Regions from separate parts of the Mus musculus genome. Here region 1 is linked to region 2. Evidence: chromatin loops called from intact Hi-C (ENCODE). Cell type or tissue: heart. All regions are shown on one strand. Links, peaks and the distances in the headings refer to the core of each region. The heading gives the core; the rest is flanking DNA.

Region 1 (11,826 bases), core at 2,523-10,522, 260 kb after region 2:
GCTGGAAGCTGAATTGGCATGAAGAGATGAGAGAAACAAAAGACTAAATATACAAATGAACGTGCCAGGCAGTGGTGGCGCACGCCTTTAATCCCAGCACTTGGGAGGCAGAGGCAGGTGGATTTCTGAGTTCGAGGCCAGCCTGGTCTACAAAGTGAGTTCCAGGACAGCCAGGGCTATACAGAGAAACCCTGTCTCGAAAACAAAAACAAACAAACAAACAAAAACAAAAAACAAACAAAAAAAAACAAATGAACATGCAACACTTTATCTACTTATGATGCACATACATATAGGGGAGAGAGGAAGGAAATGAAGAGGGTCTAGTTACTGTCTATTTGGGAAAAGATTATTCCTCTAAACCAGTGATTCTCAGCCTTCCTAATGCTGATACCCTTTAATACAGTTCCTCATGCTATGGTAACCCCCAAACATAAAATTATTTTCATTGCTATTTCAGATCTTTAAATCTGCTTCCATTATGAACCATAATGTAAATGTTTTTAGAGATAGAAGTTTGTCAAAGGGGTCGTGACCCACGAGTTGAGAACCACTGCTCTAAACTTTTGACTGCAAAATCATCAACCTTCTATTGGGGTGACAGAAGGACAGAAACACTAGACACAGGAGCTCCAAGGAAGGATGGAGGATGCCAAGTAAAACTGCGCTGATCAGGTTCTAATCTTACAGATGGGGAGCATGAGCAAACCACCAGGAGCAAATCGAGACGTGTTAAATGTGCACACAACAACTTCTAGAGCCACACTTCAAAATCATCATGGAGGGTCCCGCTGGACAGCTGTCAAAGGAGAAACAGGGAACACTAATATCCAAGCACAAGCATCCAACCAGCCTCAGTCTCCCCTTATTTAGATCTTATTTAATCTCTCTAATAAAGGTTTGTCTCCTGTTTTGTTGTCTTGCCTGGGTTTGCTGAGGTTCATTTTGGGCTTGGAAGACAGCTTTGAGGCTCCCATGTGGGGGCAGCAGGGCCATTTGAGGGGCAATGAAGGCAACAATTCAGCCCCTTCTTACTGCCTATCACCTTTGGAGTAGCGTTCTGTGTCCAGAGCCCCTATTCCAACGGAAGGGGTGGAGAGAAGGGAGAAGTGGCTTGAGCCTGCTCCTGGGTAGAGAGGTAGGCATAAGGACCTAGGTTCTGTTAGCATTCTGTCTAAACTCCACCCCACAGTTACCTGGCAACAGCCAGGTAGGCCTGACCCACTATAAAAGGGCTGCTTACCTCCTCCTCCTCCTCCTTCTTTCTCTCTCTCTCTCTCTCTCTCTCTCTCTCTCGCCTCTTGCTTACTCTTGCTTCCCTCTTGCCTTCTTGGGCTCTTCCCTTCCCCCTCTCTCCACGAGTTCGTGGCCATGGCCGGCCTCTACTTCTCTATTCAGTCTCTCTCATTCTGTCTCTCTATCTCTGTCTGTCTGTCTGTCTGTCTGTCTGTCTGTCTGTCTCTGTCTTTCTCTGCCTCTACTACCCTCTTAACTCCCCTCCCCATACCCGGAATAAACTCTATTCTATACTATACGATCATGTGGCTGGTCTTTCAGGGGGAAGGGATGCCTCGGCATGGGCCTGCTGAGACACCCCCTACCCCCACACCTCACCACACCCAGATAGAACATATTCTTATACTTCTTTATCTTTTTATAAACACATTAGGTTTCCCGTCCCCAAGGTCCTAGCTTTGCCTCCCACCATGTGCCCACTCATCACAGACCTTCCAGGATGCTGGGGACTAGAGTTTAGGTCCTCTATACTCTAGAGGAGTAGAACCTTGTTTCAGGAAAGATGGGAGAGGCAGTCACTCCAATTCATGTGGCTAGCTGGGAATCATACCTCTGGGTCAGGCACCAACACCTGTGAAGTCCAGATATTAGGTCTCCAGTTCCACCAAAATGAATAATGAAAGAATCACCTCGCTGGTGCAATAGTGTGGTGTGTAAGTACATAAAGGGAGGAATGCTAACACCAAGTTGCACTGTCAAACCCACCGTTTATTTTGATTGATAACAATTAGGAGCAACTCTTCAAATTGCCAGTGGCTCCTCCAGCCTCCAGCTTGCTCTCCTGGGGGTTCTGTTGTCACAGTGGGGACAGGACTCCCACTGGGAGACAGCTTTTTTCTCATAGGACTTTTTTCTCACCGTTCTGACTTCCACAGGTACAGATGATATAGACTATTCTAGGCTGCCTCTTTCCAGGAGGACAGAAAATGTTTCTGTAAGAAAAAAAAAATACCATTATGATGATTTTGACCCTGAAACTGCAGCCGAGCTAGGACCAGTAACAGCTGCCATGCCAGCACTGTCCTCTACAGATCAGGGCACTTATCTCCACAAAGCCTGGGGTTGGGGAACGGGGAACGATGACGCAACATGAGCACCTACTGCTAGCGGGCCAATAACTGTGACAAATGGAATTCCTGGTGTCTATGGTGATGGATGAAATGACATGCCAAATTAATAAAAATAGGGACTGCAAAGCATGCATTTTTATTAAAGAATAATTTTGCAATAACCACGTAATGCAGAGGCCTCCAAGCAAGAGATTAAATTACATGCTGGGAAAATCTGGCATTTCGTGATAAACTGCAAAGTCAGACTTTCTCCAGCAGCTGGAGACGGAAGTGGACGGTGTCTATAAACGTGCTTTACAAAGCAGCCGATGAAACAAAGCAATGGAGCGTCTGCTGGGATCCACGGTTCTGCCCAGAGTAATGGCTTGTCTTTACACAGTCTTCTGCACGAAATCATTTTCACTAACACTCTCGTTCTTAACGTTAAAGCTACATCATTTTATTATTACCCCTATCAGGCAGAATTACTACACTAGAGATAACATTCCTATTTTGACTTTCTGAAGTCAAGATTACAGGGTTAACCATTCATTCTCTGTGGTATGAAACCATTTTCTGCTGGGCAGTGGTGGCGCACGCCTTTGATCCTAGCACTTGTGAGGCAAAGGCAGGTGGATTTCTGAGTTCGAGGCCAGCCTGGTCTACAGAGTGAGTTCCAGGACAGCCAGGGCTACACTGTCTTAAAAAAACCAAACCAAACAAACAAACAAAAAAACCAAAAAGCCGTTTTCCCCTAGCCTACCTCTGCTGCTCGAACACAGTAGATATCTGACTTCTAAAGAGAGCTGGTTCGGATGTGCAGTACTTCCAGCCTGTGTAAAAGAATTTGCGTGTTAGCTATTCTCTGTGGTACAGTAGACCTGCCTCTTCCCTGCTCTGCCCCATCTGCACCCCCACCTCCCAGGGGCATGCCCCTTCCCAATGGGGTGCTCACAGCTCTCATTGTTTGAGAGACTCCTTCTCAATCCTTCACACACAGTTGTTGTTTCCTGCTGTGTGTACCTCTTTAAGCATTTGGGCCAGGGAAGGAGGTTGTGCAGGGATCCAGGACAGCACAAACTGAAGACATCCTGGGGCAGTCTGCCTGCTTCTCACAGGAAGCCTCTCCTGTGAAGCACAGGATCTTCCTCAAGGCCTTGGCCTTCTGTTGCCTGTGGTCACAGCACTGAGAGGATACAGCCTGGGCACGGTCTGGACCACAGTCAGCCCCATTCTCCCACTAGGGAAACTGGCTAGCTGTGTCCCCAACCCTCAGTAAAGCCTGGATTGATCAGGGAGCATAAATCTCCTTTCCCTTCACCAAAGCCCCATACCTCCATGCAGAAAGATGACCTAAAATAGGGGCATCATTCCTCTCGGGACCTTTACATACTTGCTTAGGCTGTCTCTCCCTACAGAAAGCTTCATCTCAACAGGCCTCATTGAGTTTGTAGTTCTTGTTTTAAAGGAGGGGATTGTGTTTTCCTAGTGTTATGGTTAATACTGTTAACTTGACAGGATGTAGGGTCACCAAACTTTTGGGCATGTCTGTGAAGCGGCAAATTGGGTAAGCTGAGGTGGGAAGACCTACCCTGAAGGCAGGTGGTACCATATCATTCACTGTACATTGTTCCTCACTGGCCCGCCTTCTGTTCAGGCCTGATAGACAGTGATGTAACCAACCCACCTGTCGGCATTTCTCTACAGCTCATCAGCCAGGACGGCACAGTACAACCTTGTCTCAAACAAACCAAACAGGAAGCTGGGGAGATGGCTCAGTGGTTAGGAGTACTGGCTGCTCTTTCAGGGGACCCAGATCAATTTTCAGCACCTGCATGGCAGTACAGGACTGTCTTAACTTCTGTTCCAGGGATCCGACACCCTCACACAGACATACATGCAGTCAAATCACCAATGTACATAAAATTAAAATAGATTAATTTTAAAAACAACCAAAAACAGAGGGAAAGAATAAGTACTTAGATTAGTACTCAGAACGTGCCTCAGAAGTACTCAGACTAGTACTCAGAATGTGCCTTAGGTTGCTTCAGCTTGGCTCTTAGGTCACCCAAAAGCCCCTTCAAGCCACTTTGCCAGTGGTCTATAATGGGTGTCCCACAAGATGGAATCCTCAAGACCTCTAGAGCCCCATCCATAAGAAAATCTATAGCTGCAGGTCATAATATGGTCAAGGCTCTGATATCAGAACACAGAGAGAAGGGACCAGGAGCCCTGCAGAGTGAAGGGTGCCATTGGGATTTCCATTGGGCTGGGTTGGGTGACAGATGACGTGGAAATGCCTGGCTTCTTTAACAACTCAGCTGTGTCACGTGATATTTTTCCAGAAGCTGTCTTGTGAGGGGGCATGTGAAAACAGACACTTAAGAGAGGGGGCATGTGAAAACAGACACTTAAGAGAGCAGGTGATGTTTAGAAAGAATATAAATGGGACCCCTTAACCAGTGAGAGGACAATCTTGCACTGCAACGCTGTGCAAGGCTTCTCTGGTCTTTGCTATTTCTGCTGGATCACGGTGTTTGATGTCTGCTATTGAACTGAACCACTTGGTATCCTAACACTGAAGCCTGGAATCACCCCAAGGAACTACTTCTAAACAGATCCACCACACCCTTCCCTTATTAACCTTCTTTCCCCCCTACCTCTGAGGGTCAGTGGGCTAGAAGGGAGATTGAAGAGTTTAAGAACCCCAATTAAAGTAAGTTTTGAAAAAAATCTAAGCCTATATACAGGGCTTTAGAAATGACTGAATTTCTCTATTCACCACAGGTTATGCTAAAGACCAGTAGGAAAGGAAGCCTGGGGCAGCATCCCACAAGACATGTATTACTCTCCATCCTCCCACTAGGAACCAAAAAGCCACCAGGAAGGCCATGTAGAGGAGGGGCTGTTGGCACCTCTGAGCTGATCTTTGGACGATGACAAAGCTGGAGAGCTTGGAGGAAGAGTAGCTGAGAGTCTGGGGGAGTCAGAGCACACTGAGGACTAAGCCCTCACCTCCCTGCCTTCTCTCCTGCTACCTCCATCGCAGCCTGGCTCCCCTTTGAAAAACGCTGGCCAGCTGTCCCAGCATCGAGAAGGAGAGCTGGGCCAATGGTGACTGTATTCCATGACACTCAAGGCCAGGGCTGATCAAAACAACAGCTGGGGGTATCAGGTCCTGCCCAGATCATTCATGGAGAACAGAGTAGTTTAGCAACCGGATGCCCTTTCTGAGGCGGAAGGTCCTTCCGAGATGGTGGTGTCAGAGGGTCATTTCTGGGGTTAGAAAAAGCACCGAGGAATATGAACTCTAATGCCTGGGGCTGGAGAGCTGGAAAATGCTTGCTGTTCTTGCAGAAGACCTGGGTTCCATTGCCAGCACACATATCGAGTTCAGTCCCAGGTGATCCAATGCCCTCTTCTGGTCTCCAGGAGCACTGCAATACACTTGATACATGCATGCAAACAAAACATATAAAGTAAAAATAGGTGGATATGAATAAATAAATAATGGGCTAAGGAGCTGCCTCAGTGGTTAAAAGCACTGGCTGTTCTTCCAGAGGACCCAGGGTCAATTCTCAGCACCCACACGGCAGTTTACAACTCTCTGTAACTCCAGTTCCAGAGGACCCAAAATCATTTTCTGCCTTCCTTGGGCATGAGGGATACATGTGGTGCACAGACATACATACATACATGCAGGCAAAATACCCATACACATAAAACAAAAAAACAAAATAATTGAAAAAAATTTTAAATAATAAATTCTAATGCCTTTGAGTCCAAGAGGGTAGACTGCTTACAGGAACTATCTAAACAAAAGAAGGTTCTTTTTAAAAAAGCTTAAAACTTGTTTATACTCCTCATTTCCAGAAGAGGATACTGTGGCTGGAGAGATGGCTCAGTGGTTAAGAATACTTGCTGCTCTTCCAGAGCCAAGGTGGCTCACAGCTCTGAGAGATCCGACGCATCTGGTCTCCCCAGGCACGTGCATTCATGCACACAAACCTTTATGCAGAAACACACATACACATAATTGAAAACAATTTAATTGTTTTTTAAAAAAGAGGAAGATCCCAATTCCCCTCTCCCAAGCATGGGCTGAATTTATGGCTCATTTTTCAAAGTTATATTTTAAAATGTATAGAGAAGAATCTCTTCTAAGCATTACCTGTCGATAAAAAAGCCAGTGGCCAATGAGCTGAGGCAGGAAATAGGAGGTGGGACGCTGACAGGAAATAGTGGGAGAAAGAATAAAGGGAGATTCCAGAGAGATGCTCCAGGAGACACTAAGGGAGACAAAAAGGGAGAAGCAGGCTGGGACTGGAGGAGAGGTAACTAACCATGTGGAAGACATAGAATAATTTGTATGAGTTAAATAAGTTACGGGCTAGCCAGGGACAAGGCAAAGCTTGTAGCCTAGGCATTTATTGACAAATATTAGACTCAAAAAGAGTTATTTTGGGAGTAGGGGCAGGCAGAGAAAAGAAACATAATTTTTTTTTTTTTTTTTTTTGGAGACAGGGTTTCTCTGTATAGCCCAAGCTGTCCTGGAACTCACTCTGTAGACCAGGCTGGCCTTGAACTCAGAAATCTGCCTGCCTCTGCCTCCCAAATACTGGGATTAAAAGCATGCACCACCACGCCCGGCTTGAATTTTTTTTATTTTTTTAATAAATGCCCTCTAACACTGTCATCATCAAGACAAAAAAAAAAATAGTCTGGAGCAGAAAAGAGGTCTAATTGGATCCAAAGAACCTTCCTCCCCCCTTCCAAAAAAAAAAAAAAAAAAAAAACCAGCAACAGAAACCACGCTGGTGACATTGCCCTAAGCAAAATGACTTTGACTGGGTAAACAGAATTGTTGTTGGGTAAATAAGCCTAAAAGCTTATTACCACATGGAATTATTACCAGAAAAACACGTCTCCTAAAGCAGGCTCCTGTCTACCAAAACCACCCTTAACCCTCAAAGAAGCATCACTTAGCCTTCCCCAAAAATCAACTACCTTCAGGCAAGAGCACCTAACTCCCAGTCAACCCTGGCAGCCTGCATCAGCTCAGACCCGCTCCCACCCCCACCCCCACCCCCACCCCTGGTCCTGATGACTGACCTATGAGTTATGCTTGCTTTTCCACCGTTTTGCTGTCTCTGCCCCAGAGTTAGTCTGGGTAGTTTCATCCCCAGTAAACCTTTCTACCCACAGAGCAGTCTGTTAGGTAGCTTTGAAAGGACAATGCAAACCCCATTTGTCCCCATTTAAGGACCCCATTTGTCTCCATTTTGAGAACCAGACCTGCTTTCAAAAAAGACCGTAAGGCACTAGCTTCAGGAATAGGCCATAAAATCCAGAACAAGATCATAAAACCCTCTCCCAAAGAACAGCCTGAGGATAACCACAAAATGGGGAAATATCTTATCTCAGGATGGGCCGTCTGCGCCGGACAGCTGTATTTCATCACATGGTTGAATGCTCATAACATAGGAATGTAGACCACTGATCACCTGTGACACCCCCCCCCCCAGCATCCACCAATGAAATTTTAGATTACATAATCCTTCTACAGAATTCCCCCAGTTCCCTATAAGAAGACCTTCGTGCCTATATCTGGGGTCGCCATTTCAAAAAATGGTTGACCCCCACATGCTGGTTTCTGCAAAATAAACCCTCTTTGGTTTTGCATAGTATCTGAGTCTGGGGTCTTATTTCAGCGATTTTCAGACCCTTAAAGTTTCTCTATGCCATCCTTTATATTTGGTGCCTGAAATCCGAGAGGAACACTGGATTCCCCAAAGGCCTGGCCCCTTCTAATGAAATGGAACTGTAGCTTTTTGACCCTTCTGGGCACCAGTAACCTGCTCCTTCTGGCATCTGCCACCCAGCATATTTGATTCTAAGTTTTAGAGTCTGCTTCTTGAGCAGTTTCATCTTTAACCATCTGTCTCTCCTCGGCTTACTTCTCTCTTCTTCAGGTCTCTCTTCACTTACTCTGGTAAGTGCTATCTCACAGCTATCTGTTCAGTCTCTCTCTCATTGGCCACTGGAACCTGTCTCTGTGTCCTGACCCTCTCACTGCTTAAAAGCCTCCAAAGCAGCTTCCCTATGCCCTCTTGTGTGCCCCTCCACTGATCCAGGCATCACTCTGACAAGTCTCTTTCCCTTTGGGGACACCCTCAGGTTGAGACCCCATCACTATGACACTTACCTTTCCTGCGTCTCCATCCCTACACTATTGGAATCCTACTTCGCTCACAGTACACAAGGCCCCTCTTCTAAGTCTCTCCCATCTCCTCCTTGTTCTCCTGGAAATTCCCCGCATCTCCCTTCCTGCCTCCTCTATCACTTGTTCCTGGGGTTTGATTTGTCTCTAACCATGGGCGCGTCCCATTCAGAATTAGACTTGGGACTCCTCACTTGCCCTCTCCAATCTCTTTCCCTCCTCAGACTCAGAGATTCCATTAAGGCACACTATCTTACTGCTAACAGCTTGGCCTCAGCACAAACTAGATGTCTCCATGGCCAGAAAATGGCACACCCAATTTCCAAACTCTCAGATTATGACAACTTCAGCCACTGCACAAGAAAATGATCCAAAAATCCCCTTGTCTCCAAGCTTTCTCTGTTCTCCTCTTGAAAATCTCATTTCTGAGTCCCTCCGATGACTGCATCCAGTTTTATAGACTCAAATGACTGTTGGGTATGGGTAATATTAACTATTGTCATATGCTGCTCTACTCTTTTATAATAGAAAGGCTGGCTCTGGCCAGGTAGTAGTAGCACACTCCTTTAATCCCAGCACACTTTGGAGGCAGAGGCAGGCAGATCTCTGTGAGTTCAAGGCCAGCCTGGTCTACAGACCAAGTTCCAGAACAGTCAAGACTATACAAAAAAATCCTGTCTCAAACAAAACAAAACAAAGTCTGATGCTGAGCTGGGATTTGGCCTTCCCTTTCTAGCTGTAAGCATGCTTGTTTAAAAGCTCTCTGCAAAGTGGGTCAGTAATGTGGCACACTAATTTTCTTAGCATTCGTTCTAGGCTCTGCTCCACAGTTCTGGCAACAGTCAGGTCTGCCTGACTCACTATAAATGCTTGCTCCCTCCTTACACTCTTACTTTCTTATCCTCTTACCTTCTCTGTCCCTTCTTTCCCCATTCCTCCCTCTCTCTCCATGTGTTCCTAACTGGCCTCTGTTCTCTCGTTCTCCCCCCCCCCACACACACACACCATGCCCTGCTCTACCTTTCTCTGACTCTACTCCCTCAACTCCCCTTCTCATGCCCTAAATAAACTCTATTCTGTACTATATATACACCATACTATACTATGGCTGATACCTCAGCGGGGAGGGATGCCTTAGCATGGGTCTGAAGATGCTGGATTTTGACTTCAACTCTTGTATAGGAAAGTGGATTTCCTTTAAAGGGTGTGTGCCCAGTGGTCTCACCTTGGGGTAAATAGCAGCAGCCCTGTGGCTAACAGACATTTTTACAAAGTTTAAAGAGAGGGTATACCATGTGACTTCACCACCATCATGGTTATATAAACTGACTATTGTGGCATCCATAAAACTGGGACTACTGAGCCCTCTGTTGATCACCGTATCTCCCTTTTTTAGGTTAAGGAGGCTGCCGCAGACATCCTAGATATTGATTAGGAGGGGCGTTGTATGATTTTTCTCCTGAGAGTGTGAAATAAAAGATGAAGACAAAGCCATTAACAATATTTATGGAAAATAGGACTGAAAAGGGCATACGTTTGATGATTACAGTTTATAAATTCCTAGTTATAATGGTCTACTCAGGCTAACAAAAGCTGACTTAGAGATTTATGCCTAACGACTTATGTCTTTGCTTAACTTGCTTAACTGTGTTCAACACCAGGTTTCTAAAAAAAAATTTTTTTCTAGATCAGTACAATATATGTTTCCTCTTTCTTTTCTTTTTCTTAAAGATTTATGTATTAATTTTATGTATGTGAATACACTGTTGCTGTCTTCAGACACACCAGAAGAGGGCATCAGAGCATTACAGAGCATTACATTACATCAGGCATTACAGATGGTTGTGAGCCACCACCATGTGGTTGCTGAGAATTGAACTCAGAACCTCTGGAAGAGCAGTCAGTGCTCTTAACTGCTGCGCCATCTCTCCAACCCAAAAATATATGTTTAATGAGTAAGGTTTATGAATTCCTAAGGTCCATTCAGGCTAGAAAAACTGAGTTGAAGATGTATATCTAGACTCTTTATCTTTGCCAACTTTGTTAAACTTTTGCTATTTAGCTAAACTGAGTCATACAAGAAATGTAATAGTCTGCAAAGGCACACCATGAAAGGATCAGAAAAATGAGGCTCCCAGTCTCTCTATGGATTGTATTAATGATTTAAAGTTTTATTTTTATGCTAAAGAATCTTTAATTAAATCTTCAATTCAAATTTTAAGGCTCAAACAGAGAAAAAAGTATAAAATTATAATCTTATAAAAAATCAAAAACTGTTAAAGACAACTAAGACATGAAATTAATGGTTAGTCACTTATATATGATCAAATTCTTTAATGAGCTAGAACTATGTTTGTAGTCATGCTAGGTACAAATGTAATTCATTTACAGGAACAAGTTTTAGCTTTCTGTATTTCTTGTCAAGGTTAAGCATTTTCTTAGTCAGGGTTTCTATTCCTGCACAAACATCATGACCAAGAAGCAAGTTGGGGAGGAAAGGGTTTATTCAGCTTACATTTCCACATTGCTATTCATCACTGAAAGAAGTCAGGACTAGAACTCAAGCAGGGCAGGAAGCAGGAGCTGATGCAGAGGCCATGGAGGGATGTTCTTTACTGGCTTGCTTCCCCTGGCTTGCTCAGCCTGCTCTCTTATAGAACCCAAGACTGCCAGCCCAGGGATGGTCCCACCCACAAGGGGCCTTTCCCCCTTGATCACTAATTGAGAAAATACCCCACAGCTGGATCTCATGGAGGCACTTCCCCAACTGAAGCTCCTTTCTCTGTGATAACCCCAGCCTGTGTCAAGTTGACACATAAAACCAGCCAGTACAAGCATGAAGCAAGTAACTAAAAACCTGTTTAAAATCAGGTTTACTTAATAGGTTAGATAATGGCCTTCAAACCTCTCAGATATCTGCTGAATTTGACATTTAAGGAGTTTAACGAAAAGGGCTTTCCCTAATGGCAAAATACCAGCTTCTGACAGACCTGTGGCTGTCTACAAAGACAATTCCATTTAGCCTTGCTTTCAAATGTGGTAATGCTGACCACTGGGCAAAGAACTTCCCCATGCCTCACTCACTGCTAGCCCTGCCTATCTCAGTCATTGTTCTATTGCTGTGAAGAGTCACCATGAGCAAGACAATTCTCATGAAAGATAGCATTCAGTTGGAGGCTTGCTTACAGTTTCAGAGGCTTAGTCCCATCATATGGCAGGGAGCATGGCAGCACTCATGGTGCTGGCACAGTAGCTGAGAGT
Region 2 (11,826 bases), core at 1,850-9,849:
CCAGGACAGCCAGTCTAGTTAGATTAGTCAGTCTTTGGCCTAGTCGGCAGGTCTGCCAATCTGGTCTGCCATTCTGTTAGCTTCTAGCTGGTCTTATCAGCATATCAGTCAGTCAGGACACCAATGGCCCCATATTTTCTCCATCAGACCCACAGGTGTTATTGTTTTTGTTAGGTGGTCAGCTGGTGTCCTATGCTCTATTGCTGCATAGAGACATCATGACCAAGGCAATTCTTAAAAAAAGAAAGCATTCAGTTGGGAGCTTGCTTACAGTTTCAGAGGTTTAGTTCATTGTTCATTATCATTCATTATCATCATGGCAGGGATCATGGTGGCCTGCTGCAGGCCATCTCTGGAGCAGTAGCTGAGAGCTACATCCTGACCTGATCAGTAACCAGAGAGAGAGAGAAAGAGAGAGACAGACAGACAGACAGAGAGACAGAAAGAGAGACAGAGACAGAGAGACACTGGACCTGGCTTGGGTTTTTGAATCCCCAAGTCCACCCCTGGTCATGAACTTCAGATCACACCTCCTAATCCTCTACTCCCGGGTGACAACAAAGCATTTAAATATGTGACCTTTTGAGGGCCATTCTTATTCAAACCACCACAGCTGTCCATCAAGCCCCCCCCCCCTCGTGATAGGCTAGTAGGCTAGTGAGATGGCCCAGCAGGTGAAGAAAGACGCCTGTTACCTAGCCTGGTGAGCTAAGTTTGACTCCCCAGAGCCACCTGGCAAAAGGAGAGGACTGACTCTCATAAGCTGTCCCCTGACTCCCACTGACTCCCACAAGTGTGCCTTGGCCACACACACACACACACACACACACACACACCTGCACATAAGACATACATACAAAATAAATAAAAATGTAAATTAAAAAGGCATTTCTTTTTTTTTTTTCTTCTTCTTTTTTTGCTTTTTCGAGACAGGGTTTCTCTGTGTAGCCCTGGCTGTCCTGGCACTCACTTTGTAGACCAGGCTGGCCTCAAACTCAGAAATCCGCCTGCCTCTGCCTCCCGAGTGCTGGGATTGAAGGCGTGTGCCACCACGCCCAGCTTAAAAAGGCATTTCTTAAATGTAGCTTCTTGCATGTGCTGACCTTGCAACTGAGGGAGAGGAGGGTCCAAAGGTGTTCACAGGAAGAAAATATGAAATGGAGACCTTGGCTTTTCCGGATCAGAATCTTCTAGGCCCTTAGGGAATGGTGGATGGTGAGGCCAATACGATCTCAAGGTGGCACTTGGGGGCAGCTGAGATGCCATGTCCCTGTCTGGGCTGGGTGGTGTTTCCAAGCTCAGCCTTTGACTCTGCAGGAGGGAATCTGATCTGATCTGATTTGGACTAGTGATGCCTCCTCCCTTTTCATCCTGTGTTGAGTACAGCATGGGTTCGGATCCTGGCCCTTCCAGGGACGCAGGAGAGCCTGAGTCTATGGTGAAGACAACATTAAAACAAATTATTTTTGAGATTTTTATTTTTTATTTTTATTTTTTAAAGATGTATTTATTTATTTTATGTCGTATATGAGTACACTGTAGCTGTACAGATGGTTTTGAGCCTTCATGTGGTTGTTGGGAATTGAATTTAGGACCTCTGCTTGCTCCAGTCAACTCCATTTGCTCCGGCCCAAAGGTTTACTTATTATTATACATACGTACACTTATCTGTAGCTGTCTTCAGACACACCAAAAGAGGGCATGGTTGTGAGCCACCATGTGGTTGCTGGGATTTGAACTCAGAACCTTCGGAAGAGCAGTCAGTGCTCTTACCCACTGAGCTTTCTCACCAGCCTGATTTTATTTTTATTTTATGTGTGTGGCTGTTTTGTCCTCATGTATGTGTGTGCACCATGTCCATGCAATGCAATACCCATGGAAGCCGGAAGAGGGTCCTCTGGAACTGGAGTTAGAGACAGTTGCTGCCGTGGGTGTACTAGTGACTGAATCTCAGCCCTCTGAGGGTGCAGCCAGTGCTCTGAATGGAGGAGCCATTCCTCCAGGCACTGATGACAGACCTCTTAGCTTTGTTCCTTGCACTGGTTCTGCCTCACTGCATTTCTCTGTGCAACCCCTTAACTGATTTGGACCCCAACATTACCACGAATGCTCTGTTGTGGTATTTACTGTGTGGTATTTACTTTCACAAACTTAGAATTGAGGAGGCCATAAGCCCACTGAAGTGGAGAGATGGCCTGCATTGAAACCATACACAGTTCCCTCCTAGGAGCCTAGGGTATGTGCCCTTGTGCACATCATAGCTTCTTTCTGGCTTTTGTGGTAGTGGGGGGGTGGGTGGGCATGTGCTCTGTTCCATATTCCCCAAGGACTGACTCTTAATGTGGAAGGAAAATTCCTAAGGGAAGCACCTAAGGATATTGTGGAATTTTGTCCAGCTACAGTTTAGAAACAGGGAACAGAATCTTGCTTTTTTTTTTTTAGTTGAACACTGATTCTTCTCTCATACAATACATTCCAACCAGAGTTCCCCCTCCTTCCATTCCTCCCAGCTCCACCCCCCCCCCCCCCCACACACACAGCTTCCCTCTCCCTGGGATCCACTCCCCCTCTGTCTCCCATCAACAAAGGCCTCCAAGAGACAACAGGCAAACAGGACAAGGCAAAGACAGTAAGACAAGGCAGACTGCAGTAAGACAAGACAAGGCAGACTACAGTAAGACAAGACAAGGCAGACTACAGTAAGACAGGGCAGACTACAGTAAGACAGGACAGACTACAGTAAGACAAGGCAGACTACAGTAAGACAAGACAAGGCAGACTACAGTAAGACAAGACAAGGCAGACTACAGTAAGACAAGGCAGACTACAGTAAGACAGGGCAGACTACAGTACGACAGGGCAGACTACAGTAAGACAGGACAGACTACAGCAAGACAAGGCAGACTACAGTAAGACAAGGCAAACTACAAACTACAGTTAGACAAGGCAGACTACAGTAAGAAGGCAGACTACAGTAAGACAAGGCAAACTACAAACTATAGTAAGACAAGGCAGACTACAGTTAGACAAGACAGACTACAGTAAGACAAGGCAGACTATAGTAAGACAAGGCAGAAGCCCTCACAATGAGTCTGGACAAGGCAGCCCAGTAGGAGGAAAAGAGTACTAAGAGCAGGCAAAAGAGTCAGAGACACTCCTGCTACCACAGTTAGGAGTCCCACAAAACCACCAAGCTAACAGCCACAAGGTATACCCAGAGGACCTGGTGCAGTGGCCCCACAGGGCCCATGCTTGCCACGTCAATCTCTCTGAGCCCATATGCTCCTTGCTTAGTTGAGAATCCTGCTTTTTGAGCCAGTGATCCGGGGGGCTGCTGTGCTTAGCTGTGTGTGAGCAGTCCAGAGGAGCTGGTGTGGGTACCAGGAGTGGGTAGATGAGATGTATCCTAGGGACCAGGACCTTCTGCTGGTTGGCTTTTGGTACCCGTGTTGGGAAGAGGGTTCTGATGAGCTCTTGGAAAGATGGAGGGAATGGGCAAGTTTCAGGTTTATGCTGGGACATTTCCTTTTTTTTTTTAATTTTTTTTATTAGGTATTTTCCTCGTTTACATTTTCAATGCTATCCCAAAGGTCCCCCATATCCACCCCCCCAATCCCCTACCCACCCACTCCCCCTTTTTGGCCCTGGCGTTCCCCTGTACTGGGGCATCTAAAGTTGGCAAGTCCAATGGGCCTCTCTTTGCAGTGATGGCCGACTAGGCCATCTTTTGATGCATATGCAGCTAGAGACAAGAGCTCCGGGGTACTGGTTAGTTCATATTGTTGTTCCACCTATAGGGTTGCAGTTCCCTTTAGCTCCTTGGGTAATATCTCTAGCTCCTGCATTGGGGGCCGTGCGATCCATCCAATAGCTGACTGTGATCATCCACTTCTGTGTTTGCTAGGCCCCGGACATTTCCTTTTTGTACACTAGCCTTGCTTCTTCTTAAAGCCAGGCCCCCAGCTTATGTGATGCACAGGCTATCTCTGTGGTCTAGTGAGGTACAGGATACAGCTCTTGGAAATCACAGGAGAGAGGACAGGGGCACATCACTTCCTTGGGCAGGGCTAGGAAATACTGGGAACAGTTGGATATTCATTCAACAAGTATATACTCAGCACGCCAGGCTCTGTGGTGCATAGTCGATGCCCCTGTATGGAGTGTAGAATCTAAAAGAAGTAATAAGGTTGCAGGAGAAGAGTGGGACCAGCCAGAGCCAAGTCTGTGGTCTGTGCTGTGAGGGCAGCAAAGTGAGCTGTTGCTGAGACAATAGAGAACAACTGTAGAGCAGCTGGGGTAGGCTGACCCAGAAGGTGACAACTCATTTGCATATTACTATGAGCCTTGGAGAGAAAGTTCTAGTTGCTAGAAGACTGCCGGTACATACATTTAATCCCAGCACTCTGGAGGCAGAAGCAGAAGATGAGGTCAGCCTGGTCTACAGAGCCAGTTTCAGGGCAGTTCAGGGGCCACACAGAGAAACCCTGTCTTGAAAAATCAAAAATCCAAAACCTCCAAACCAAACAACAAAAGAAAAAGAAAAACCAGTGGGCTGGAGAGATGACTCAGCGGTTAAGAGCACTGCCTGCTCTTCCAGAGGTCCTGAGTTCAATTCCCAGTAACCACATGGTGGCTCAAAACCACATGGTGGCTCACAACCATTTGTAATGGGATCCTACGCCCTCTTCTGGTGTGTCTAAAGATAGCGAATAGGTACTCACATAAAATAAATATTAAAAAAAAAAAAAAAAAGGAAAAAGAAAAACCAGAGAGCAACTGTACGAGGGAAACCCTATCTATCATGTGGTTTCCGTTCTAGTAAACCCAGACAATTACAGAGAGTGGTGAATCTCAAAAAAGTAAAAACAAGGTTGTGTGACCAGAACGTATGCCTACGGATGAGAGCTTCTTCCGGACGAGATACTGAAGACCCTAGCACACGCAGGTACTGATTCGACTTGCAGCACCACAAAGAAAATATGATTTAGAGAATTAAAAATGACGTCTGTGGCTTGTTTTAAAATTCTGTCATGTTCGCGTCAGGGCTGGTGGAGTGTAAAGGTCTGAGCACCAGGGGGCAGTAGCGGTCAGGAAAAAGAAGGCCCGTTAAAGAAAAAAAAACGATCTCTTCTGGGCTTTACTTTAGGCGACCTTGTCAGAGCGCTGCTGTGATACACTCCCTGGATTCCGCAGCCCTCGGCTGACACAGGTGAAATTGAGAAAGAGGTAGGAAGGGTTCCAAGGAGGGGTGACAGCGTCGACCTGCTGGGCTTTCTCATCCTCTAACCACCTCTGGCTAACATCCTCCTGCCAGGGGAACAGTTCCACCCCCTGGGCTGAGCCGGTGCCAAACAACAGGTGGTAGTCAAGGTAAACAGGGCAATAAAGTTCATCAAGGTTAATTTATGGGAAATAAATGTGACTGTACCCCATTTTCATCCATTAACATTCTAAACACCTTGTTCAAAATGCCCAGGAGTATTTCTGGCTGCCAGGAAAGTTATCATTAGGGAAAAAGAGCCGGGTGGTGACTGGGGGAGGGGGGGGGGATGGCTGAATTCGCTTTTTATTTTATTTAATTTATTTTTTTATTTTTTAAAAACAGGTCTCTCTACATATCCCTGGCTGTCCTGGAGTTCACTATGTAGACCAGGTTGGCCTCTAAGTCAGAGATACCCCTGCTTCAGTCCCCAGAGTGCTGGGTTTAAAATCATGTGCCACCATACAGGGTCAGGGTTGAAGTCACTTTATTATTAGGCCTCCACTGAGAACCCTGCTTGCTCCTTTTGGTGACTTATGGTGCTATCCTCAAAATACATCTTCTCAGCCGGGCAGTGGTGGTGCACACCTTTAATCCCAGCACTTGGGAGGCAGAGGCAGGTGGATTTCTGAGTTCGAGGCCAGCCTGGCCTACAGAGTGGGTTCCAGGACAGCCAGGGCTACACAGGGAAACCCTGTCTCAAAAAACAAAACAAAACAACAACAATAAAAAAGATATATCTTCTCAAAGAGCTACGAGGAGACCCAGGAGAACTCAGCTAAGTCTGCATGGTCTCTAAGACTGAGGTCTTAGAGAGGCTCCAGGAGCATCAAAGCAGAGAGGCTATATATGGTAAACACTCAACTCTTCACTGTCGATGATCGCATCCTTCAAAGTGGGAAACTTTATTATTTATTTGTTTAATTAACTAAATTATTATTATTATTTATTATTATTATTTTATTTTTATAGTACTGGAGATTAAGCCCAGGGTTTTGTACATTCCAGGTAAGCACTGTACCCCATCCCATGAAAGTTTCTAAAATTATTTCTCTTTTTAGAGTCTAATTGACCTATATTTTTCTTTGGTTGTGTCTTAGTTACGTTTCTATTGCTGTGATAAAAGTGGCTTGGCCAAGGTGACTTAGAGAGGAAAGGGCTTGCTTGGCCTGTGGTTTGCTTGATCTGTTTGCTTGGTCTGTGGTTTGCTTGGCCTGTGGTTTGCTTGGCCTGTGGTTTGCTTGGCCTGTGGTTTGCTTGGTCTGTGGTTTGCTTGGTCTGTGGTTTGCTTGGTCTGTGGTTTGCTTGGTCTGTGGTTTGCTTGGCCTGTGGTTTGCTTGGCCTGTGGTTTGCTTGGCCTGTGGTTTGCTTGGTCTGTGGTTTGCTTGGTCTGTGGTTTGCTTGGTCTGTGGTTTGCTTGGCCTGTGGTTTGCTTGGCCTGTGGTTTGCTTGGCCTGTGGTTTGCTTGGTCTGTGGTTCCAGAGAGGTAAGAAGCAGGGAGACAGGCAGCAAGTGGCAGGCGTGGCCACAGGAGCAGGGCTCCTGACTACAAGTTGGAAAGAGCGTAAATTTGAAATGGTACAAGTTTTAAACTCTCCAAGTCCACCTTCAGTGACATACTTCCTCCAGTATAAGGCCACGATCCCCAGACTCCCAAACAGCAGCATGAATTGGGAGCCAAGTATTCAAATGCTATGGAGAACATTTCACATTCCAGCCATCATATTTGCTTGGGTATTGGATGCTCTATCTAAGAAACCATTTGCTTATGGAGGCTTACATCTATGCTTGCTTATAAAAGCTATACTTTTAGTTCTTTCTGAGACAGGGTCTCATTGTGTACTGTGGCTGGCTTGGAACTCTCTGTGTAGAACAGACTGGTCTCAAATGTATATCTTCCTTTTTTTTTTTTTCCCTAGTCCTGGGATTAAAAATGTGCACTACCACACTTGGGCTATTTTAAATTCTTACATTTAAATCTTTGATCTACTTTTAGTTATTTTTATTTTTATTTTAATTAAAAAACTTTTTTTTTTTTTGGTTTTTCGAGACAAGGTTTCTCTGTATAGCCCTGGCTGTCCTGGAACTCACTCTGTAGACCAGGCTGGCCTCGAACTCAGAAATCCGCCTGCCTCTGCCTCCCCAGTGCTGGGACTAAAGGCGTGCGCCACCACGCCCGGCTTAAAAAACTTTTTGAGACAGAGTTTCTCTATGTAATTCTGGCTGTTCTGGAACTCACTCTATAGACCAGGATGGCCTTGAACTCATAAAGATCCACTCTGCCTCCCAAGAGCTGGGATTAAAGGTGTGCACTACCATTAAAGTAGTGTACCAGTCTACTTTTAGTTAATTTTTGCAGAGGATATGAGGTAGGGGTGGGTATAGTTTCTGCTTTTGTGTGTCCCAATATTGTTTGTTGAGTTGTCTTGGAATCCTTGTTTAAAATCCATTATCCATAAAGAAATGTAGCAATATAACTCCTAGTGATATTCTCCTATACTTCCAGGTCAGCCAACATCAGAGAAGCTTCCTCCTGCAGTAGGTGGGAGTGAACTCAGAGACCCACAGCTGGACAATGGCAGAGACTGAGAGATGAACGGCTCAACCTAGATGGCATGTCTCCATCAACCCCCTATCTTTAGGACCCCAGGAACCTTTTAGAAGAGGAGGAAGAAAGATTGCAAGAACAGTGGGAATGGAGGACAAAGAACACAGTGTCTCTACACAACAGGGCTGATGCACACGTGGGCTCCCAGCAACCATGGCAGCACGCACAGGGCCTGCACAGGCCTAAGCCATGTGGAGTCCCATTGCTGAGAGGAGGTCACCAGCCCTCATCCCTAACCCAGAAGCTATCTCCAACTGCAACTGCTCACAAAGGAAAAAGCTCATTTTTCCAACCAAGTGTCACTGGGTCTACAGACCACACTTAAGTGTAAGGTCTATGCCCAGCATTAGATGGCCAAGTCACAATGGACCCAGTGGTTGACTCTCTCTCTCTCTCTGCATGTGTGCGTGTGCGTGTGTGTGCACTTGTGTTTGTGCATGCATACCATGTATGTGCTTTTCAATCTTTTTTTTGTTGTTCTATGCTGTTTTTACTTCTTAATTGTTATTTGCCTATTCATTTTCTAAAGCTAGAGAGAAAGAAGATGTGGCGTTAGATGGATGGAAAGGTGGAGAGGATCTGGGAGGAGAGGAGGGAAGGGAAGCCATCACATCCTAAGGATATATTCTATGGAAACATATACTCTTAATAAAAAATCTATTAGCTATGGATATATTCTTATTATTTTAGCTCTCTGTATTTTAAGTTCCAGTTTTTTTCTCTGTGAAGTGATGATTATTATCCAGACAGATGTCCATCAACTGGAGGGTGTGCAATGTCTGAGTCAAGAGTATTTTAGGGGCTGTGATAGCTCATTTGTTTTTTTATATATGGAAAAAATAACTTTTAGGTCAAAGAAAATGTCTTACAATTTTTCTTACAATTATAGTACTGTTTGTGCCAATGTTTATTATAAGAGAATTAAAAAAAAGTAATCCCTTGAGAATTTTGTACAATGTTTGCCGGTCCTCCCTCCTCTTCCAGCTCACCCCAGTGGTATGGAATCTTTAGTTTTTGGGGGGAAACTGTAGGGGGAGGGGCTTGTGGGATTCAGTGTAGTTATCATGAGAGGCGCCAAGCACTGTGCTGGCCCATAGAAGGCCAGCAGTGTCAGGGGACAGCAGTCAGAGGCGGTTTCTGCCACACCAGCGCCTTGGCCAGCAGGTGAATAATTGACTTCACAAACTCAGAGGAATCATTCAGTGAGGTCACGGGGAGGGCAGCGATGAGGAGCTACTGCTCAGCCCCATTTCCTGCTCTGACACCTCGGAAGTCTGATGGGTGTGTGTGGGGGGGAGCCCTGCTTCTCTTCAGTGGCTGCGACTTTCTTCGTTAGGAAAAGAGCTCAGGTTCATGACGCAGGCAACGGCTGGCTGTACAGAACAATTCACAGGGCCCTAGTACTCATGGCCTTACTTTATCCTTTCTTTCTTTTTAAAAGTTGAATAAGATTCACAGAACATAAAGTTAACCATTTTAAAGCACAGAATTCTGTGGAATTTCCAAATTTCCAGTATTTGTGATGTTGCCTGACCATCACATCTATCTTGTTCCAAAACATTTATTTGTTCAGTCCCCTGAACCTCCACCTCCATAAGCAGCCACGCCCACTGCTTCGTCACCCTGCTTACTGTAAGCAGCTGAGGGGTGATGGCTGCTTTGTCTAATGGCTTTGCCTTTTCTGGGCGTTTTTATTTATTTATTTATTTATTTTTATTTTTATTTTTTGTTTTTTCGAGACAGGGTTTCTCTGTATAGCCCTGGCTGTCCTGGAGCTCACTTTGTAGACCACGCTGGCCTCGAACTCAGAAATCGCCTGCCTCTGCCTCCCGAGTGCTGGGATTAAAGGCGTGGGCCACTACTCCCGGTTTTTCTGGGCGTTTTATATAAGGAGATTGCACTGTCCCAGACTGTGTATGTTTGACCCCCTTTACACAGTAGCTTTCAAGGTCCATTCATGACTCAGTTCCTCATTCAACTCTCAGCTGCTTTGTCTATTTCTCTGCTGCTGGATAAAGTTGTTTGCTGGCATCTTTGCACAGTGTTGTAGCGGTGAATCGGTTAAACTGCTTTGGCTCCTGGTGGGTTGCTCCCGCAGAGCTCTGGATTCACGAAAGAAAGACACACACACACACACACACACACACACACACACGCCAGCTAATTTTGATATGCATTGACTAGCTCAGTGGTTGGGCACTTCTAAACCTCCCTGCAGCTAGCATATTTCCCTGTATTCCTGGCTTAATACCTTCTAAATCTATATTTTAACTTTGCTGTCCTGCTACCTGGGCAGCCCCCCTCCCATAGGGCCACTTTCCCCTCCACCTACATTGCTGGATGAATTTCTCCTGCAGCTCTTAAATCTGATCCCTCGCCCTCCAAGTCATGGTAATTCTCTCCTCTTCCTCTTCTCCTCGGTCCCGCCTCTTACCTGCCCAGCCATTGGCTCTATGGCAAGTCTTTATTACCAATCGAAGCCAGCTGGGGGCGGGGACCTTCTGGTCTGGAAGCACGGCTTTTGGGAATCAAATTAAGACAAAGCATTAGAACCAATTCCTAACACAGTGCTGCAAAATTTATAGGATTAAATACATTTTATTTTATTGTAGGAGTATAGGGTGAAACATTTTTATTTATTCACATTTACTTTATGTGTATGTATGAATATCTGCATGTGTGTGTACCATGTGTTTGCAGTGCCCAAGGAGGCCAGAAGAGGGCACCAGATCCCCTGGAGTTACAGGTAGTTGTGGGGCGCCATGTGGGCCCTAGGAACTGAACTGTGGCTCCTCTGCTAGAGAAGCGAGTGCTCTTAACTGCTGAGGCGTGGCTCCAGCCCTCTTGTGACTTATCCTCACAGCTTGCTTCTGGGATTTTATGGCGTGCTCTTAGGATACCCCGATCATCTGCGTTGGTGAGCTCAGGCTTTCTTCACTTTGTGTCTGATCGACTCTTAGCACCACTGCCTTAGTTGGTTCCTCTCCAAGACCAGAAGCCACTTGGGGAGGAAAGAGTTTATTTTTACTTTATAACTCTCAGGTCACACTCCATTGCCCAGGGAAGTCAGGGCAGGAACTCAAACAGGGTAGTAACCTGGAGGCCAGAGCTGATGCAGAGGACACGGAGAAACAACACGTGTACTGGCTTGCTCAGCTTACTTCCTTATATGATAGCTCCTTGGACCACCAGTCCAAAGGTGGCATCCCCCACGGTGATGTGGGCCCTCCCACATCCCTCATGGACCAAGAGAATGCTCTATAGCTTTGCCCAGACGTCGATCTGGTGGGGGCATCTTCCCAATTGAGGTTCTTGCTTACAAAAAAATGACTTTAGCTCATGTCAGGTTGACATAAAATCAGCCGACACAATCACTGTGGTCATTAGTTTCAGTCAACTTGGAGAAGCACTTTTTAAAAATTCTCTTTCTCTCTAACACCCTCACCCGCCTTGTTGAGACAGAGTCTGGCTTGTAGCTCCAGCTCTCCTCAAATACAACTGTCTTCAGATCCCAAAGTTCTGGAGTCTGAGATGTGTGTCACTACATCCAGCTATCTTAGATTTTTTCTCAAGGCTGTGAGGACGACTGATGTCACCTTGCTGCCTCTGACTCTTTGGAGCCGTCTTGGGCTTCAGTATATATGCTTTACAAGTTGAAGCCTAGAGTTGCTTAGCTCTAGTGACCTGCCGTTTCCTTTCTGCTCATCATAGTCTTGCCTGAGATAAAGGATAGTCTTCAACCATGAGTGGCCCCTAAGATGGCTTATGAGCAAGAGAAGCTCTGAGCCTTTCTTATTCATTAGACGGGGCCTCACTATGTAGCCCTGGCTTGCCTGGGACTCACTACATAGGCCAAGCTGCACCTTTTGACCTAAGCTCATAGCTTCTATATGACAACCTTGCTCTGAGGGAGTTCTCCAAGGATTTTGGGGAACAGCTAGATTTGGAGTGAGATATG

The links. A loop is a pair of places that touch in the nucleus more often than their neighbours do. Peaks named below come from ENCODE experiments on the same cell type or tissue, not always from the same donor. Only the 100,000 strongest peaks of a DNase experiment are listed, where the experiment ranks them.
Region 1: it touches region 2 in a loop (2.6-fold over the local background); 3 of 42 quality-filtered maps call a loop at or near these places.

Annotation. Positions count from the first base shown.
Region 1 is chr5:33,291,626-33,303,451 of GRCm38, forward strand. Gm20465 (a long non-coding RNA gene) reads right to left here. Exons shown (of 3, transcript XR_001785039.1): 2 at 6,517-6,634; 3 at 6,153-6,353. LOC115486406 (a long non-coding RNA gene) reads right to left here and starts at 5,848. Exons shown (of 4, transcript XR_001785037.1): 1 at 5,361-5,848; 2 at 4,033-4,176; 3 at 3,109-3,178; 4 at 1,987-2,228. In heart, for the core only: CTCF peaks have their summits at 5,767 (motif pointing left) and 10,362 (motif pointing right); no DNase peak of the experiment used is centred there.
Region 2 is chr5:33,034,520-33,046,345 of GRCm38, forward strand. It overlaps Gm29892 (a long non-coding RNA gene), which reads left to right. Exons shown (of 4, transcript XR_868337.1): 3 at 4,820-4,945; 4 at 5,147-5,506. It overlaps Gm40278 (a long non-coding RNA gene), which reads left to right and starts at 5,924. Exons shown (of 3, transcript XR_868338.2): 1 at 5,924-6,112; 2 at 6,233-6,268; 3 at 7,767-8,811. In heart, for the core only: a CTCF peak has its summit at 5,070 (motif pointing right); no DNase peak of the experiment used is centred there; H3K4me3 peaks cover 632 bases.